Regions from separate parts of the Homo sapiens genome. Here region 1 is linked to region 2. A link is an interaction called in ENCODE POLR2A ChIA-PET data of the cell type or tissue named here. Cell type or tissue: Caco-2. All regions are shown on one strand. Links, peaks and the distances in the headings refer to the core of each region. The heading gives the core; the rest is flanking DNA. Region 1 holds the start of BIRC5 (baculoviral IAP repeat containing 5). Region 2 overlaps TMC6 (transmembrane channel like 6).

Region 1 (8,000 bases), core at 1-8,000, 98 kb after region 2:
GGACAGCACCTGCCAGCATCGGGAAGCACTGCAGATGGGAAGAGGCTTGGTCACTCTCCAAAGGTGGCAGGAGTTGGAGGGGGTGAGCTGAAGGTAAGGAGAAAGGAGGTGGGGACCCAGGAGACAGGGGCTGCGCAGCGGGCTCGGGGCTGACACCCCCACGGATACAGTTCACTGGGGCTCAAACATAAAAGGAACCCAACTATTGTGGGAGGAAAAGACTCTTCTGCCTTTCTGCCTTTTCTTTTTTTCTTTTTCTTTCTTTCTTTTTTTTTTTTTTTTTTTGAGACAGAGTCTTGCTCTATCGCCCAGGCTGGAGTGCAGTGGCGTGATCTCGGCTCACTGCAAGCTCTGCCTCCCGGGATCACGCCATTCTCCTGCCTCAACCTCCCGAGCAGCTGGGACTACAGGCGCCTGCCACCACACCCGGCTATTTTTTTGTATTTTTTAGTAGAGATGGGGTTTCACCGTGTTAGCCAGGACGGTCTCGATCTCCTGACCTTGTGATCCGCCCGCCTCGGCCTCCCAAAGTGCTGGGATTACAGGCGTGAGCCACCGCGCCTGGCTCTTTTTTCTTTCTTTTTTTTTTTTCCGAGACAGAGTTTCACTCTTGTTGCCCAGGCTGGAGTGCAGTGGCGCAATCTTGGCTCACTGCAACCTCCACCTCCAGGGTTCAAGCGATTCTCCTGCCTCAGCCTCCTGAGTAGCTGGGACTGCAGGCGCGCACCACCACGCCTGGCTAATTTTTGTATTTTTAGTAGAGACAGGGTTTCACCATATTGGCCAGGCTGGTCTCGAACTCCTGACCTTGTGATCTGCCCACCTCAGCCTCCCAAAGTCCTGGGATTACAGGCGTGAGCCACCGTGCCCAGCCTGACCCCTCTGCCCTTTCAAAAACTATGTTCGTTCTCTCACAGCCTTCTCTTGTCATATTAAGTCCACACCGCAGGCCTAATTTGTCCAGTGAATGCTATGCAAATATTTCATGCACCTGCTGATCGCAGGAATGATATGTACTTGGTACGCACTGATCGTACCTCGGGGTGGGAGAAGAGAGGGCAAGGAAGCAAAGAATAGCCCCCTCCTTTCCTGGTGCACCTTCAGATGTGCCGATGGGGCCCAGGCTCGCTGCAGATGGCCCCCTTCCCAGAGACAGGGGAGGATCCTCCACCCACTCCCCAGCCTCCAGGACCATCCTGACTCCTGCCTTCAGGCACTCAAGTTATGCGTCTAGACATGCGGATATATTCAAGCTGGGCACAGCACAGCAGCCCCACCCCAGGCAGCTTGAAATCAGAGCTGGGGTCCAAAGGGACCACACCCCGAGGGACTGTGTGGGGGTCGGGGCACACAGGCCACTGCTTCCCCCCGTCTTTCTCAGCCATTCCTGAAGTCAGCCTCACTCTGCTTCTCAGGGATTTCAAATGTGCAGAGACTCTGGCACTTTTGTAGAAGCCCCTTCTGGTCCTAACTTACACCTGGATGCTGTGGGGCTGCAGCTGCTGCTCGGGCTCGGGAGGATGCTGGGGGCCCGGTGCCCATGAGCTTTTGAAGCTCCTGGAACTCGGTTTTGAGGGTGTTCAGGTCCAGGTGGACACCTGGGCTGTCCTTGTCCATGCATTTGATGACATTGTGTGCAGAAGTGAAAAGGAGTTAGGCCGGGCATGCTGGCTTATGCCTGTAATCCCAGCACTTTGGGAGGCTGAGGCGGGTGGATCACGAGGTCAGGAGTTCAATACCAGCCTGGCCAAGATGGTGAAACCCCGTCTCTACTAAAAATACAAAAAAATTAGCCGGGCATGGTGGCGGGCGCATGTAATCCCAGCTACTGGGGGGGCTGAGGCAGAGAATTGCTGGAACCCAGGAGATGGAGGTTGCAGTGAGCCAAGATTGTGCCACTGCACTGCACTCCAGCCTGGCGACAGAGCAAGACTCTGTCTCAAAAAAAAAAAAAAAAAGTGAAAAGGAGTTGTTCCTTTCCTCCCTCCTGAGGGCAGGCAACTGCTGCGGTTGCCAGTGGAGGTGGTGCGTCCTTGGTCTGTGCCTGGGGGCCACCCCAGCAGAGGCCATGGTGGTGCCAGGGCCCGGTTAGCGAGCCAATCAGCAGGACCCAGGGGCGACCTGCCAAAGTCAACTGGATTTGATAACTGCAGCGAAGTTAAGTTTCCTGATTTTGATGATTGTGTTGTGGTTGTGTAAGAGAATGAAGTATTTCGGGGTAGTATGGTAATGCCTTCAACTTACAAACGGTTCAGGTAAACCACCCATATACATACATATACATGCATGTGATATATACACATACAGGGATGTGTGTGTGTTCACATATATGAGGGGAGAGAGACTAGGGGAGAGAAAGTAGGTTGGGGAGAGGGAGAGAGAAAGGAAAACAGGAGACAGAGAGAGAGCGGGGAGTAGAGAGAGGGAAGGGGTAAGAGAGGGAGAGGAGGAGAGAAAGGGAGGAAGAAGCAGAGAGTGAATGTTAAAGGAAACAGGCAAAACATAAACAGAAAATCTGGGTGAAGGGTATATGAGTATTCTTTGTACTATTCTTGCAATTATCTTTTATTTAAATTGACATCGGGCCGGGCGCAGTGGCTCACATCTGTAATCCCAGCACTTTGGGAGGCCGAGGCAGGCAGATCACTTGAGGTCAGGAGTTTGAGACCAGCCTGGCAAACATGGTGAAACCCCATCTCTACTAAAAATACAAAAATTAGCCTGGTGTGGTGGTGCATGCCTTTAATCTCAGCTACTCGGGAGGCTGAGGCAGGAGAATCGCTTGAACCCGTGGCGGGGAGGAGGTTGCAGTGAGCTGAGATCATGCCACTGCACTCCAGCCTGGGCGATAGAGCGAGACTCAGTTTCAAATAAATAAATAAACATCAAAATAAAAAGTTACTGTATTAAAGAATGGGGGCGGGGTGGGAGGGGTGGGGAGAGGTTGCAAAAATAAATAAATAAATAAATAAACCCCAAAATGAAAAAGACAGTGGAGGCACCAGGCCTGCGTGGGGCTGGAGGGCTAATAAGGCCAGGCCTCTTATCTCTGGCCATAGAACCAGAGAAGTGAGTGGATGTGATGCCCAGCTCCAGAAGTGACTCCAGAACACCCTGTTCCAAAGCAGAGGACACACTGATTTTTTTTTTAATAGGCTGCAGGACTTACTGTTGGTGGGACGCCCTGCTTTGCGAAGGGAAAGGAGGAGTTTGCCCTGAGCACAGGCCCCCACCCTCCACTGGGCTTTCCCCAGCTCCCTTGTCTTCTTATCACGGTAGTGGCCCAGTCCCTGGCCCCTGACTCCAGAAGGTGGCCCTCCTGGAAACCCAGGTCGTGCAGTCAACGATGTACTCGCCGGGACAGCGATGTCTGCTGCACTCCATCCCTCCCCTGTTCATTTGTCCTTCATGCCCGTCTGGAGTAGATGCTTTTTGCAGAGGTGGCACCCTGTAAAGCTCTCCTGTCTGACTTTTTTTTTTTTTTTAGACTGAGTTTTGCTCTTGTTGCCTAGGCTGGAGTGCAATGGCACAATCTCAGCTCACTGCACCCTCTGCCTCCCGGGTTCAAGCGATTCTCCTGCCTCAGCCTCCCGAGTAGTTGGGATTACAGGCATGCACCACCACGCCCAGCTAATTTTTGTATTTTTAGTAGAGACAAGGTTTCACCGTGATGGCCAGGCTGGTCTTGAACTCCAGGACTCAAGTGATGCTCCTGCCTAGGCCTCTCAAAGTGTTGGGATTACAGGCGTGAGCCACTGCACCCGGCCTGCACGCGTTCTTTGAAAGCAGTCGAGGGGGCGCTAGGTGTGGGCAGGGACGAGCTGGCGCGGCGTCGCTGGGTGCACCGCGACCACGGGCAGAGCCACGCGGCGGGAGGACTACAACTCCCGGCACACCCCGCGCCGCCCCGCCTCTACTCCCAGAAGGCCGCGGGGGGTGGACCGCCTAAGAGGGCGTGCGCTCCCGACATGCCCCGCGGCGCGCCATTAACCGCCAGATTTGAATCGCGGGACCCGTTGGCAGAGGTGGCGGCGGCGGCATGGGTGCCCCGACGTTGCCCCCTGCCTGGCAGCCCTTTCTCAAGGACCACCGCATCTCTACATTCAAGAACTGGCCCTTCTTGGAGGGCTGCGCCTGCACCCCGGAGCGGGTGAGACTGCCCGGCCTCCTGGGGTCCCCCACGCCCGCCTTGCCCTGTCCCTAGCGAGGCCACTGTGACTGGGCCTCGGGGGTACAAGCCGCCCTCCCCTCCCCGTCCTGTCCCCAGCGAGGCCACTGTGGCTGGGCCCCTTGGGTCCAGGCCGGCCTCCCCTCCCTGCTTTGTCCCCATCGAGGCCTTTGTGGCTGGGCCTCGGGGTTCCGGGCTGCCACGTCCACTCACGAGCTGTGCTGTCCCTTGCAGATGGCCGAGGCTGGCTTCATCCACTGCCCCACTGAGAACGAGCCAGACTTGGCCCAGTGTTTCTTCTGCTTCAAGGAGCTGGAAGGCTGGGAGCCAGATGACGACCCCATGTAAGTCTTCTCTGGCCAGCCTCGATGGGCTTTGTTTTGAACTGAGTTGTCAAAAGATTTGAGTTGCAAAGACACTTAGTATGGGAGGGTTGCTTTCCACCCTCATTGCTTCTTAAACAGCTGTTGTGAACGGATACCTCTCTATATGCTGGTGCCTTGGTGATGCTTACAACCTAATTAAATCTCATTTGACCAAAATGCCTTGGGGTGGACGTAAGATGCCTGATGCCTTTCATGTTCAACAGAATACATCAGCAGACCCTGTTGTTGTGAACTCCCAGGAACGTCCAAGTGCTTTTTTTGAGATTTTTTAAAAAACAGTTTAATTGAAATATAACCTACACAGCACAAAAATTACCCTTTGAAAGTGTGCACTTCACACTTTCGGAGGCTGAGGCGGGCGGATCACCTGAGGTCAGGAGTTCAAGACCTGCCTGGCCAACTTGGCGAAACCCCGTCTCTACTAAAAATACAAAAATTAGCCGGGCATGGTAGCGCACGCCCGTAATCCCAGCTACTCGGGAGGCTAAGGCAGGAGAATCGCTTGAACCTGGGAGGCGGAGGTTGCAGTGAGCCGAGATTGTGCCAATGCACTCCAGCCTCGGCGACAGAGCGAGACTCCGTCATAAAAATAAAAAATTGAAAAAAAAAAAAGAAAGAAAGCATATACTTCAGTGTTGTTCTGGATTTTTTTCTTCAAGATGCCTAGTTAATGACAATGAAATTCTGTACTCGGATGGTATCTGTCTTTCCACACTGTAATGCCATATTCTTTTCTCACCTTTTTTTCTGTCGGATTCAGTTGCTTCCACAGCTTTAATTTTTTTCCCCTGGAGAATCACCCCAGTTGTTTTTCTTTTTGGCCAGAAGAGAGTAGCTGTTTTTTTTCTTAGTATGTTTGCTATGGTGGTTATACTGCATCCCCGTAATCACTGGGAAAAGATCAGTGGTATTCTTCTTGAAAATGAATAAGTGTTATGATATTTTCAGATTAGAGTTACAACTGGCTGTCTTTTTGGACTTTGTGTGGCCATGTTTTCATTGTAATGCAGTTCTGGTAACGGTGATAGTCAGTTATACAGGGAGACTCCCCTAGCAGAAAATGAGAGTGTGAGCTAGGGGGTCCCTTGGGGAACCCGGGGCAATAATGCCCTTCTCTGCCCTTAATCCTTACAGTGGGCCGGGCACGGTGGCTTACGCCTGTAATACCAGCACTTTGGGAGGCCGAGGCGGGCGGATCACGAGGTCAGGAGATCGAGACCATCTTGGCTAATACGGTGAAACCCCGTCTCCACTAAAAATACAAAAAATTAGCCGGGCGTGGTGGTGGGCGCCTGTAGTCCCAGCTACTCGGGAGGCTGAGGCAGGAGAATGGCGTGAACCCAGGAGGCGGAGCTTGCAGTGAGCCGAGATTGCACCACTGCACTCCAGCCTGGGCGACAGAATGAGACTCCGTCTCAAAAAAAAAAAAAAAAGAAAAAAATCTTTACAGTGGATTACATAACAATTCCAGTGAAATGAAATTACTTCAAACAGTTCCTTGAGAATGTTGGAGGGATTTGACATGTAATTCCTTTGGACATATACCATGTAACACTTTTCCAACTAATTGCTAAGGAAGTCCAGATAAAATAGATACATTAGCCACACAGATGTGGGGGGAGATGTCCACAGGGAGAGAGAAGGTGCTAAGAGGTGCCATATGGGAATGTGGCTTGGGCAAAGCACTGATGCCATCAACTTCAGACTTGACGTCTTACTCCTGAGGCAGAGCAGGGTGTGCCTGTGGAGGGCGTGGGGAGGTGGCCCGTGGGGAGTGGACTGCCGCTTTAATCCCTTCAGCTGCCTTTCCGCTGTTGTTTTGATTTTTCTAGAGAGGAACATAAAAAGCATTCGTCCGGTTGCGCTTTCCTTTCTGTCAAGAAGCAGTTTGAAGAATTAACCCTTGGTGAATTTTTGAAACTGGACAGAGAAAGAGCCAAGAACAAAATTGTATGTATTGGGAATAAGAACTGCTCAAACCCTGTTCAATGTCTTTAGCACTAAACTACCTAGTCCCTCAAAGGGACTCTGTGTTTTCCTCAGGAAGCATTTTTTTTTTTTTTCTGAGATAGAGTTTCACTCTTGTTGCCCAGGCTGGAGTGCAATGGTGCAATCTTGGCTCACTGCAACCTCTGCCTCTCGGGTTCAAGTGATTCTCCTGCCTCAGCCTCCCAAGTAACTGGGATTACAGGGAAGTGCCACCACACCCAGCTAATTTTTGTATTTTTAGTAGAGATGGGGTTTCACCACATTGCCCAGGCTGGTCTTGAACTCCTGACCTCGTGATTCGCCCACCTTGGCCTCCCAAAGTGCTGGGATTACAGGCGTGAACCACCACGCCTGGCTTTTTTTTTTTTGTTCTGAGACACAGTTTCACTCTGTTACCCAGGCTGGAGTGGGGTGGCCTGATCTCGGATCACTGCAACCTCCGCCTCCTGGGCTCAAGTGATTTGCCTGCTTCAGCCTCCCAAGTAGCCGAGATTACAGGCATGTGCCACCACACCCAGGTAATTTTTGTATTTTTGGTAGAGACGAGGTTTCACCATGTTGGCCAGGCTGGTCTTGAACTCCTGACCTCAGGTGATCCACCCGCCTCAGCCTCCCAAAGTGCTGAGATTATAGGTGTGAGCCACCACACCTGGCCTCAGGAAGTATTTTTATTTTTAAATTTATTTATTTATTTGAGATGGAGTCTTGCTCTGTCGCCCAGGCTAGAGTGCAGCGACGGGATCTCGGCTCACTGCAAGCTCCGCCCCCCAGGTTCAAGCCATTCTCCTGCCTCAGCCTCCCGAGTAGCTGGGACTACAGGCGCCCGCCACCACACCCGGCTAATTTTTTTGTATTTTTAGTAGAGACGGGTTTTCACCGTGTTAGCCAGGAGGGTCTCGATCTCCTGACCTCGTGATCTGCCTGCCTCGGCCTCCCAAAGTGCTGGGATTACAGGTGTGAGCCACCACACCCGGCTATTTTTATTTTTTTGAGACAGGGACTCACTCTGTCACCTGGGCTGCAGTGCAGTGGTACACCATAGCTCACTGCAGCCTCGAACTCCTGAGCTCAAGTGATCCTCCCACCTCATCCTCCCAAGTAATTGGGACTACAGGCGCACCCCACCATGCCCACCTTATTTATTTATTTATTTATTTATTTATTTATTTTCATAGAGATGAGGGTTCCCTGTGTTGTCCAGGCTGGTCTTGAACTCCTGAGCTCAAGGGATCCTTTTGCCTGGGCCTCCCAAAGTGCTGAGATTACAGGCATGAGCCACCGTGCCCAGCTAGGAATCATTTTTAAAGCCCCTAGGATGTCTGTGTGATTTTAAAGCTCCTGGAGTGTGGCCGGTATAAGTATATACCGGTATAAGTAAATCCCACATTTTGTGTCAGTATTTACTAGAAACTTAGTCATTTATCTGAAGTTGAAATGTAACTGGGCTTTATTTATTT
Region 2 (11,516 bases), core at 3,102-11,101:
CGACCTCAGCCTCCCAAGTAGCTGGGACCACAGGCATGCATGCGCCACCCCACCCAGCTCATTTCATTTTTTATTTTTGTAGAGATAGGGTCTCACCATGTTGCCCAGGCTGATCTCGAACTGCTGGGAATACAGGCATGAGCCAGGTGCCCAGCCTTTGTTGTTGTTGTTGTTGCTGCTATTTTGGCAACATCACGGCAGAACGGTAAAGGCAGAAAGCACAGTGCCCAGCAGCTAGCAGTGTGGCGTGCCAAGAAGGCTGTTCCAATGGGGGAGAAGCCAGCAGACACAGAGGCATCATGGCGAGCCCCGACTGAGTGTTCAGTGAAGAGGGAAAACAGAGACAGTGGGGCATCCCGAGAAGATCCTCTGCAGGAGTGCGGTGTCTACGGATGGACCAAGAAAACCTACGCAGGATCCACGTGGAAACAAAGCTGCTTAGCTCTGCATATCAGTGCTTCTCGGCGGAGCTGTGGCTGATGGGCTCCTGGTGCAGGACTGGCCCCTGAACAGCACAAGTGTAGTATGCCTGGGCCCCAGGTCATCATGAAAACCAGAAGCAGACACTCAGGAGGCTGAGGCGGGAGGATCACCTGAGCCCAGGAGGTCGAGGCTGCAGTGAGCTGTGATCGTGCCACTGTGCTCCGGGATGGGCAACAGAAAGACCCCATCTCAAAAAAGCAGAAGCACATTTCCGAAGCCCCCCAAGCCCACGGGCGTGAGTGCATGCATGCGTTTGTGACAGCCTGGTGCTCGGATGGGCCCAGAGCAGGGGTTCTCAACCTTGGCCCATTAGAATTACCTGAAAATTTTTAAGATAATTCACATCCGGCCAGGCATGGTGGCTCATGCCTGTAATCCCAGCACTTTGGGAGTCCGAGGCGGGCGGATCACCTGAGGTCAGGAGTTCAAGACCAGCCTGAGCAACATGGAGAAACCCTGTCTCTACTAAAAATACAAAATTAGCTGGGCATGGTAGCACATGCCTGTAATCCCAGCTACTTGGGAAGCTGAGGCAGGAGAATGGCTTGAACCCAGTAGGCGGAGGTTGCGGTGAGCCAAGATCGTCCCGTTGCACTCCAGCCTGGGGAACAAGAGTGAAACTCCATTCCAAGAAAAAAAAAAAAAATTCACATCCAAAATTTTAAAGATAATTCAAATCCAAATCAACTCAATCAGAATCTCTCGGGGTGGGCCTCAGGCACCAGTGTTTTTTTGTTTGTTGGGACAGGGTCTTGCCATTGCCCGTGCTGGATTCAAAACACCTGGGCTCGGCAGGTGTTGTGGTTCATGTCTGTAATCCCAGCACTTTGGGAGGCCGAGGCGGGCAGATCACTTGAGGTCAGGAGATCTTGACCAGCCTGACCATCATGGTGAAACCCCATCTCTACTAAAAATACGAAGATCAGCCAGGCCTGGTTGTATGCACCTGTAATCCCAGCTACTTGGGAGGCTGAGGCAGTGAGCCGAGATCATGGAACTGCACTCCAGCCTGGGCAAGAGCAAGACTCTGAAAAAGCAAATAAACCGAAACTCTTGGGCTCAAGCAATCCTCCGCCTCAGCCTCTGGAGCAGCTGCAATTACAGACAGGCGCCACCACCTCCAGCAAGTACCAGTGTTTTTAAAACCTCCCTGGTAGATTCCGTTGTGCAGCCCAGGCCGAGAAGCATCGCGGAGTCTTGTCATTCAGCCTGAAAATAGCATCAAGTTCCCATCCACTCGAACAACAGTTTGTAGATCTTAGGCTGCTCTCATCGAGCAAACATGGCCTCCTTGCAACACCTCAAATGGGTGCCAGGCATGGTACGCAGCACACAAACTGTGTCACTTGATACAGCGGCCCCATGAGGCGAGGAGCTGGGAGGTCACAGAACATGCCCCAGGGCACCCAGGGACACACTGAAGCCCAGGCCTCCAGCACGCAAGGGCTGCTCTGAAGAAATACGGGAGGTCCTCACTGGAGGGTCTGGGGCCACACGGTGGGTCCGGAGACAGAAACGAGGAGAGGACGGGCTCACCCAGCCGTGGGGCCGCGGGCTGGACATCCAGTGGGAGTGGGAAGCCGCCGTCTCAAGGCAGAATTCCCTCTCTGGGACACCTCGGGTTTTGCTCTTAAAGCTTTCAGCTGATAGGATGAGGCCCACCCACATTCTCAAGGATGATCTTTAGGTGAAATCGACTGTAGGTGTTCACCACATTCCAGCAGCACACGATCACAGCAACACCTCGGCCCCTCTCGATGAGATCACTGGGCCCCACAGCCTGGCCTGGTTGACACGAAAGACTGACTAGCACACACGGTAATTCTCCAGAAATATCCAGGCCAAGTTCTTCCACTTTCCTGTCATAAGCAGCTAGTACTGTCCTTTGTGAGGCTGGCAAGATGGGCTCAACAGGTCACAACCAATGATCATGCTGGCAAGCCAGCAGTGGCAGGCGCACGTCCCCAGCCAGAGAGGGACCGTGATGGTTTGGAGGACAGCATCTGCACAGATAGGGGCTGGAAACCCTACGTCGGTCCCTGTGGACTGTCACGTCACTTTCTGGACTGCCCACGCAGCTTCACCCAGCAGCACTCGCACCTGAAGATGCTGCCACAGTTGGCTGCCCAGAATCAGCACCAGCTACTTGCTGAGGCCCAGAAGCACCACTTGGCTCAGATCCACCCAGATGCCAACTCTGTCGGGCCCCTGTGGCAGCACCCAGATGTCTGCAGAGCACAGGAGCATCCCCATGGGATTGGGTGGGCTAGACCCAGCGTGGGGGTCTGCTAGCAGCCAGTGGCATCTCCATCTGGGTCTGACCCTTTTCTGGGCCCATCGCTCTTTGACCATTTCCCCACCTGGGTTCATTCCCCCAATCCCAAGCGCAGCTCCTGCAGGCCTGGAGCCCTGGGCTGTGACAGGCTGGTCCCCACAAGCCTGGAACCCTGCGCCGTGACGGGCTGGTCCCCACAGACCTGGAGCACTGGGGTCATGACGGGCTGGTCCCCGCAGGCCTGGAGCACTGGGGTCATGACGGGCTGGTTCCCGCAGGCCTGGAGCACAGGCTGACGGGCTGGTCCCCACAGACCTGGAGCACTGGGGTCATGACGGGCTGGTCCCCGCAGGCCTGGAGCACAGGCTGACGGGCTGGTCCCCGCAGGCCTGGAGCACTGAGGCTGACGGGCTGGTTCCTGCAGGCCTGGAGCACAGGCTGACGGGCTGGTCCCCACAGACCTGGAGCACTGGGGTCATGACGGGCTGGTCCCCGCAGGCCTGGAGAACTGAGGCTGACGGGCTGGTCCCCGCAGGCCTGGAGCCCTGGGCTGTGATGGGCTGGTCCCCGCAGACCTGGAGCCCTGGGCTGTCATGGGCTGGTCCCTGCAGACCTGGAGCACGGGGTCATGACGGGCTGGTCCCCGAATCCCTGTGCCCACCCCCCACAGCCTACGGTTTTCGGTATCCCACGGGCTCCTCAAACTCAGCCCAGTCAGACCCAGGATCACCACCCCCCAGCCAGCTGCTGGCAGCCAGAAGCAGGGGGCCAGCCCCACCTCACCAAGCCCTGTTCGCCTCCAAGCACAGGTGCTGGTTACCTATGCCTGGGAGGCAACTGTCCCCACAACTCATTTGCAACTGATATGTCTCCCCTCCAAGTCCCTCTCTAAATTTGTCTCCTGCTCCAGTAGATGCTACAGCATCACCCAATGGTTGACGCATCGCTCTGGTCACAATCCGTGCCTGCTCGGCTCACTTGTGCAGGTGTAAGCCCCTCCTGGGCGCGAGTTCAGGCTGGTCAAAGGCAGCAAGCGAATCAAGCCCTGGCGCGGTCCAGCCCCTGCCATCTGGGGCTTGGCCAGCAGAGGGCGCCCCCACTCCAGCTGAGGTTCCCAGGACCCAGACCTGCGCCTGGAGGTGGCCCCAGGGCAGCGGGAAGCAGGCCCCGGGTGTGGTCACAGACACAGAGCCCCAAGGGACAAGCCCATTTGCAAAACCCCTTTAATCAGAATAAATAGAGTCCCAGGCAGGGCAGAGTTCATTGGGGATGCCCAAGCCGGATTCACCCACCCTTCCAGCTCCAGCCTAGGCGCAGCTGCGGCTTTCGAGAGGCGAAACTGTCTTCCTTGTCCTGGTGTCCCAGCAGGGTCACTGGGAGGCAACAGTGTGGTCTCAGGGTGCTGGGCGGGCCCGTGAGGCCCATCGCCGTCCCCCTAGGCATCCTGTTCATCTGTGAGCAGGGCAGGGGGTGCCGCAGCCTCCTCGGTTGTCCCAACCCTGCCAGAAAGAGACATCACTGAGGGGACCCCATAAACATCAACATCCCTGCAACCTGGCTGGGCGCAGCCAAGGCCCGGCGAGGGACAGGCCAGACGCCCCACAGCCTTTCTCCTGAGATGTATTTTAGGTCCCTGTCAAAATGGCCAGGCTCCGGAGGCCAGAGAAGGCTCTAGAGAGAGTGAAGGTGGGCGCCGGGGGGGAGATTTTTGTAGGTCAAAAGCGGTCAAGTGTCAGCAATGTCGTGGTGTAGCCCCAGTGGCAGCCCTACTGTCCAGCCCTGGCCCCTCTCCCCTCCAGGCTCAGAGTGTCCCCAATCCCTCCACGGACCCTCACCTGCTCCTCTCCTCCCTCTCCTTCCTCTCGTAGATGGAGTGAAGCTTGTTGATTAAGAAGATTTTGTCCTCACCCTCCTAGAAAGGCCAGAACACAAAGGGGAGGAGAAATCATCCATCAGCCCATCCAGAGCCATCCTGTTCCAAACTGCATTTGAGGGAAAACTCACGAGGTGTATTCAACATCGCAAGCAGCAAAAACATAAAAGAAAAGGTGAAAGGGCCACCAAACAAGGACAAGGAAAAACCAAGAGCCAGGAAGTGGGCGTATGTGTGGATCTAAGCTTCCTAGTGGCCAAAGTGAAAAGGGAAATGTAATCAGCAGCCCAGAGCCAGCCTGACTCAATTTAAAACCAGCCCTGCCACGTACTGGCTCTGCCTTGGGTTACTAACTCTGTGACCTCAGTGGCAGCATCTGTAAAGGGGGATAATAACACAAGGCACAGGGTTTACATTAGTTTCCTGCTGCTGTCGTAACGAACTGTCATCAACTTCGTGGCTTAAAACACCACCGGTTTCTCAACTTTCAGTTCTGGAAGTGAGAAGTCCAAAATGAGTCTCACTGGGCTCCAGTCAAGCATGATCAGGGCTACATTCCTCCCGGAGGCTTCGGGGGAGAATCCTCTTCCTCGCCTTTTCCAACTTCTAGAGGCCCCTGGCTCTCAGCCCTTTCCTCCACTTCAAAGCCAGCAGTGGCTGCTCAAGTCCTGCTCACGTGGCACCACTCTGACCCTGACACTCCGGCCTCTGTTTTTCACCTCTAAGGACCCTGAGATCACGCTGGGCCACCACGATAATCTAGGGCCATCTCCTATCCAAAGTCAGCTGACTGGCAACTTTAATTCTACCTGCAATCGTAATTCCCCAGCCACGCAACGTAACGTATTCACAGGCTCCATCCAGTCTTAGGACGGGGACATCTTTGGGGCCAGTACTGGACTGACCCAGGGCTCTTTCGACAATGAAATGTGACAAGCAGAGGGGGCACTTAGCAAAGGATCTGGTGCACCGAAACACTGATCATCAGTGCCTGGGTCAGACCGGGATTCCCCGCCCGGAGCTTCACACAGAGAACAGGAGTTCTGTCAAGAGCCACACGGATTGGCTCTGGGCACCTGGCAACCTGGCTCAGCCTAGGAGGACCACTTAGAATACCTTCAAGGAGAGACCATGGGCCCCTTAAGCAACAACCTAAGTAGCTTCTATCGAGTTGCTGATGAGTATGGAGGGGCTGTGCACTTGAGCCATGCCGACCTGCACGGGGAAAACTCAGACCGACAGCCCCAAAGACGGGTCAGAGCTCGGCCTTGGGTAGACACCACAGCCAGCATCCGCCTGGAGAAAGGTCCTTCCCATCCCAGAGCAACGGTGGGTAGAGCTGGGATTCTCCCAGCACCACTCTGCATTCCCCGCCCGGACCCACCTGGCCCTACCTGGCCCCTGGGGGCTCTGAAATGCCACCCAGTAGGGCAGGAGCCATTCCCCACTTCCAATATCTACAGCCAGACAACCACCGCAGCCGAGATGCCAGGCTTTCAGCTCTATGTGGTGAAACGGGAAAGGCAGGAGATGGGACAGTGTGTACTACAGTGTTTACAACCCAAGCAATGTGGGAGCCGTCCCATGAGTGCTTGGGACGAGCTGGGACGAGCTGCCTGGAGCCCTGGATCCTGGCACCAACTAGCCAGCAGCAGGGTCACATGGCTGCCGAGGCCCACTGGCTGCACCCCGCCCTGCCCTCGCCTTGGCAGACGCCAGCCGCTGATCCCCACAAGCGCCCCCCTAGCCCTGGTGTGGAGCATGCCTAAGGACACTGGCACTCACCAGCCCCAGAGTGAAAACCTGCAGGAGGACAAATGGCAATGGGAGGGGATGGGGAGCCCTAGGGGGAGGGCAGAGCCCAGCAGCAGGACGCAAGCCTGGAAAAGCCACAGGACCTGCTTCACGGGGGGCCGTTCCCCAGGGGAGGGGCCTCGGGGAGGAGGCCAGGCTGGGTAGCCCGGGGGGAAAGTGCCTTGTCTCCAACTTGGTGGGTGCCCAGTGGGCAAGGAGGTCCTCCTGGGCAGAGAGGAGCGAAGGGAGTGGGCACAGGGGCGAAGGGAGTGGGCACAGGGGCGAAGGGAGTGGGCACAGGGGCGAAGGGAGTGGGCACAGGGGCGAAGGGAGTGGGCACAGGGGCGAAGGGAGTGGGCACAGGGGCGAAGGGAGTGGGCACAGGGGCGAAGGGAGTGGGCACAGGGGCGAAGGGAGTGGGCACAGGGGCGAAGGGAGTGGGCACAGGGGCGAAGGGAGTGGGCACAGGGGCGAAGGGAGTGGGCACAGGGGCGAAGGGAGTGGGCACAGGGGCGAAGGGAGTGGGCACAGGGGCGAAGGGAGTGGGCACAGGGACCAGCTGCCGGGTGGACAGTACTCCTGGGGGCTGCCTCTCCGGTATGGGGTCCGACCCCCTTCTGCAACTCACTCCCATGACACAGCATGAGGGCCTCAGCAACTCGCTCTGTCGCCCGGGCTGGAGTGCAGTGGCGCAATCTGGGCTGATTCTCCTGCCTCCGCCTCCTGAGTAGCTGGTACAGGTGGACGCCACCACGCCCAGCTGATTTTTGTACTTTTAGTAGAGACGGGGTTTTGCCATGATGGTCAGGCTGGTCTCGACCTCCTGACCTCAAGTGATCTGCTCACCTCGGCCTCCCAAAGTGCTGGGATTAGAGGCCTGAGCCCCCATGCCCAGGCTTTTTTTTTTTTTTTTTTATGAGACAGAGTTTCACTGTCACCCAGGCTGGAGCGCAGTGGCACAATCATAGCTCACTGCAGCCTCAACCTGGGCTCAAGCAATCTCCTCCCTCAGCCTCCCAAGTAGCTGGGACTACAGGTGCACACCACCACACCCAGCTAACTTTTAAAATTTTTATAGAGACGAGGTTTCACTCTGTTGCCCAGGCTGGTCTCGAACTCCTGGGCTCCAGCCATTCTCCCACCTTGGCCTCCCAAAGCATTGGGACTATAGGCATGAGCCCCACCACACCCGGTCAAACATTGTTTTCTTCATAAAAATGTTTTGGCCAGGCACGGTGGCTCATGCCTATAATCCTAGCACTTTGGGAGGCCAAGGTGGGTGGATTGCCTCAGGAGCTCGAGACCAGCCTGGGCAACACAGTGAAACTGCATCTGTACGAAAAACACAAAAAAGTAGCCGGAGTGGCGGCAGGCCCTGTACTCCCAGCTACTCGGGAGGCTGAGGCAAGACAGTTGCTTGAACCCAGGAGGCAGAGGTTGCAGTCAGCTGAGACTGTGCCACTGCACTCCAGCCTGGGTGACAGAGCGAGACTCCGTCTCCAAAAAAAAAAGTTTTAAGTCCTAACTCTCAACCTTAATCCACCTGTTTGTAAAATGAGTGAAGAGTCCATAGGGACCCAAAAATCCTCACAGAGACTGTCTAAACCCTCAGCGGGGCCACACCCGGGGGCTGAAATCACACCCCACCCCCCAGAGCCCTGGTCCCAGTGGGGCCCTGCGGGTCCTTGGGGATCAGGAGCCTGGCTCTGTCTCACGGCTACTTCGTCACTTGATCTGAAGTGCACGTATTGATCAGGGTCACTTGTTTGGCAAACAAACCCTTTCACCAGCCAAGGCCCACAGGAGATGTACAGGGGAGTGGAGGGGAGCGTCACCCTCAGGTGACCTGAGAGGGTGGGGGCTGAGAGCAGCCCAGGAGGGGCACTCACATTGCTGATCTGCTCCTTGAGCAGGCAGATGACCTTGCGCTGGCCCCGCACCACCTGGATGTTGAGGTAGATCACGGCCCTGCGGGAGAGGGGCTGTCGGGCAGGGCCCAGGGCCACAGCCCGGGAGCGGCCAGTCCCCACACGGTGCAGGCCCAGCGAGGGCCATCTCCCCAGGGCCGCCCCCACCTGCGGGACTCACAGCAGCAGGGCTGACACCAGGAAGACAAAGAAGGTGTTTTCCATCAGGTACCGGTGCACCCAGGGCAGCCAGGAGACCCTGGGGCCTGCCGCCTCCAGGTGGCGCACCCACACCCTGCCGGCCTCGTACATGGTGTCCAGGGTCCGGAAGGGGCCGCAGGTGCTCGAGGGCTTCACCCTGGGGAAGATGCCGACCAGGAACCCTCACCCCGAGCAACAGTTCACCCGGCTCCCTCCCAGCCCGTCCTCTGCACCCCTAAGCCTTGGGCCCCCCAGGCACCACCACCCAACCCCCAGATGACACAGAAGGGTCTCCCTCCACCCGCCCCACTCACTGCCAGACGGCGTAGCAGAGGAAGACAGCGGCGCCCAGGAAGGCGGGGAAGCAGAGCAGCGTGAGGAAGACGGTGCTCATGTGTGAGGCCAGCCAGGGCCGGCGCGGCGCCTGGCAGTTGGCCAGAAGGCTGGTCTGTGGGGAAAGGCTGCGCTCTGCCACCATCCTGCTACCCCTCAGCACCCCTCCAAGCCCTGGGGGAGCTCAAGAGGGAAGGGCGACCAGGGCTGTGCGTCCAGGCAGAGCCTGGACCCTGCTCCCTGCAGCCTCCTCATTTACAGAGGAAGACAGAAGCCTGCCGGTCACTTGCACGCAAACGGGTGATGCCAACAGCACCTCCATCTGCTGAAGGTCGCTGCCATGCCAGGCTCTGCACACAACACTGTACACACCACCTCCCTCAGTCCCCACTGGAACATGGTCCCCACTGCAGGGATGAGGAAACAAAAGGCCAGACGAGACAGGAGCCAGGATGGCCAGGTGCGGTGGCTCATGCCTGTAATCCCAGCACTTTGGGAGGCTGAGGTGGGCGATCACAAGGTCAGGAGATCAAGACCATCCTGGCTAACACAGTGAAACCCCATCTCTACTAAAAATACAAAAAAATTAGCTGGGTGTGGTGGCGGGCGCCTGTAGTCCCAGCCACTCGGGAGGCTGAGGCAGGAGAATGGCGTGAACCTGGGAGGCGGAGCTTGCAGTGAGCCGAGATTGCGCCACTGCACTCCAGCCTGGGCGACAAAGCAAGACTCTGTCTCAAAAAATAAAATAAAATAAAAAGACAGGAGCCAGGATGGGAAGAAAGGTCCCAGTTCTCAGCCACTGGGCATGACCCAGTTGCGGAGAGAGGCCCAGCATCACTTTTCCAGGGACCCAGAGGTCCCAAGGCTTGGTGTCTCCCAGAGCCCTGGCCCTACCCCTGGCCAGGTGCACACAGGTACCTGCTAATGACCTCTGAACCCAGCGATGCTTCCCAGCCTGCCGAAGACAGTGATGCCAAGAGGGGTCAGCCGTCCCTTGGGCGGAGGGACAGGCCAGGGCAGCCCCGAGCCGCCAGCCCCACTCCACTCAGGTGGGGAGGGTTCTAGTGTCCCAGGCTCTGCCCAGCTGAGTCCTGCCCCCACTGCCGGCCACCCTGCCAGCCCAGCCCTCCCCAGGCCTTGGCAGCCTCACCTTCTTGACATAGAAGACGAGCAGCAGCTTGATGATCTGCACGGCGGGGAGGAGGGGCGAGAAGAGCACCCCCAGCCTGGGGAGGGGGTGGCAGTTCAGGGGCTGCTCCAGTGCCCTCCCCTCCCCGAGATCAGGCTGGTTCCAGACCACGGGCAGGGCATGTGACAGTGGCCAAAACTGAGTCCCCGGGGTTAGGGTCTGCATCACTCCAGGGTCCATGGCCGGGCCTGGCTGTGGCCCCAGGGGGAGGCAGGTACAGGACCCCCGGGGGGAAAGGGGCACTGACCGAGGGGCCAGACAGTAGGAGGCAAGCAGAGGACCCTCACCAGGTCAGAGTCTGCCCATAAATCAGCTCCAGGACATTCCGGGCAATGTCAAACTCCGGCTTCCGCCTCCTCTTCAGCTTCTTCTCGGAGATAATCCTGCCTCCGAGGACCCCGGATCGTTAGATGGGAAAGCCATGCCCAGGGAGGCCAGCCTGAGTCCCCACACCCAGAGGCACCCCGCCCCCAGCCAGGGGACATCCTGGCCGTTCCACAGATAATGCCAAGAAGAGACAGCCACCAGCCTGGGGGACCCCACCAGGTGCTTGGTCACACCAGCCTCATCCTAAGTAGGTTCGGATACACCCGGAGTTAAACAAGCAGTATCAGCTCCAGCACCAAATGATTTTTTCTTTTTTGAAACAGGGTCTGGCTCTGTTGTCCGGGCTGGAGCACAGTGACGCAATCGTGGCTCACTGCAGCCTTGACCTCCTGGGATCAAGCAGTCCTCCCACCTCAGCCTCCTGAGTAGCTGGGACTACAGGCACACACCACCAGGCCCAGCTAATTTTTATTTATTTTTATTTTTATTTCTTTAGAGACAAGGTCTCACTCTGTTGCCGAGGCTGGTCTCAAACTCCTGGGCTTAAGTGATCCTCCCACCTCAGCCTCCCAAAGTGCTGGGATTACAGGCGTGAGCCACCACACCGGGCCTCCTACTGATTTTTTTAATCTTATTTTTTATTATTATTAAATTCATATATTCTCGAAGAAAACACCAAGAGGAAAAAAACAGCTGAAGTGCCAGAACCCACAGCGGAATACCTGGAACATTTTTTAAATGTTCCTCCGCTGTCTGTTCCCTGCTGTGTGTTTTTCCTTTGTATCCTAGACTGAGGTTGTGTCATATACACGTTACTTTTTTTTTTTTTTTTTTTTTTTTGGCAACACAGTCTTGCTCTGTCGCCCGGGCTGGAGTGCAGAGGCGCAATCTCAGCTCACTACAACCTCCGCTTCCCAGGTTCAAGCGATTCTCATGCCTCTGCCTCCCGAGTAGCTGGGACTACTGGTGTGCGCCACCACGCCCTGCTAATTTTTGTATTTTTAGTAGAGACGGGGTTTTGCCATGCTGGCCAGGCTGGTCTCAAACTCCTGACCTCAGGTGATCCACTCACCTCAGCCTCCCAAAGTGCTGGGATTACAGGCATGAGCCACCATGCCTGGCCATACACATCAC

What was found. Peaks named below come from ENCODE experiments on the same cell type or tissue, not always from the same donor. Only the 100,000 strongest peaks of a DNase experiment are listed, where the experiment ranks them.
Region 1: POLR2A ChIA-PET joins it to region 2 with 10 read pairs; 10 of 35 experiments call an interaction of 5 or more read pairs at or near these places.

Annotation. Positions count from the first base shown.
Region 1 is chr17:78,210,278-78,218,277 of GRCh38, forward strand. It overlaps BIRC5 (baculoviral IAP repeat containing 5), which reads left to right and starts at 3,976. Exons shown (of 4, transcript NM_001168.3): 1 at 3,976-4,150; 2 at 4,403-4,512; 3 at 6,387-6,504. The coding sequence starts at 4,040. RefSeq lists a silencer at 1,621-1,824 and an enhancer at 3,721-4,622. In Caco-2, for the core only: no CTCF peak of the experiment used is centred there; a DNase peak (open chromatin) is centred at 3,934; H3K4me3 peaks cover 1,643 bases.
Region 2 is chr17:78,108,955-78,120,470 of GRCh38, forward strand. It overlaps TMC6 (transmembrane channel like 6), which reads right to left. Exons shown (of 20, transcript NM_001127198.5): 14 at 10,343-10,438; 15 at 10,017-10,092; 16 at 8,848-8,981; 17 at 8,514-8,690; 18 at 8,315-8,393; 19 at 4,594-4,670; 20 at 1-4,257. The coding sequence ends at 4,194. Among named protein-coding and RNA genes, the nearest start is that of TMC6, 14 kb to the right of the region's middle. RefSeq lists an enhancer at 3,637-3,696. In Caco-2, for the core only: CTCF peaks have their summits at 3,861 (motif pointing right) and 8,608 (motif pointing right); DNase peaks (open chromatin) are centred at 3,837, 7,100 and 8,615.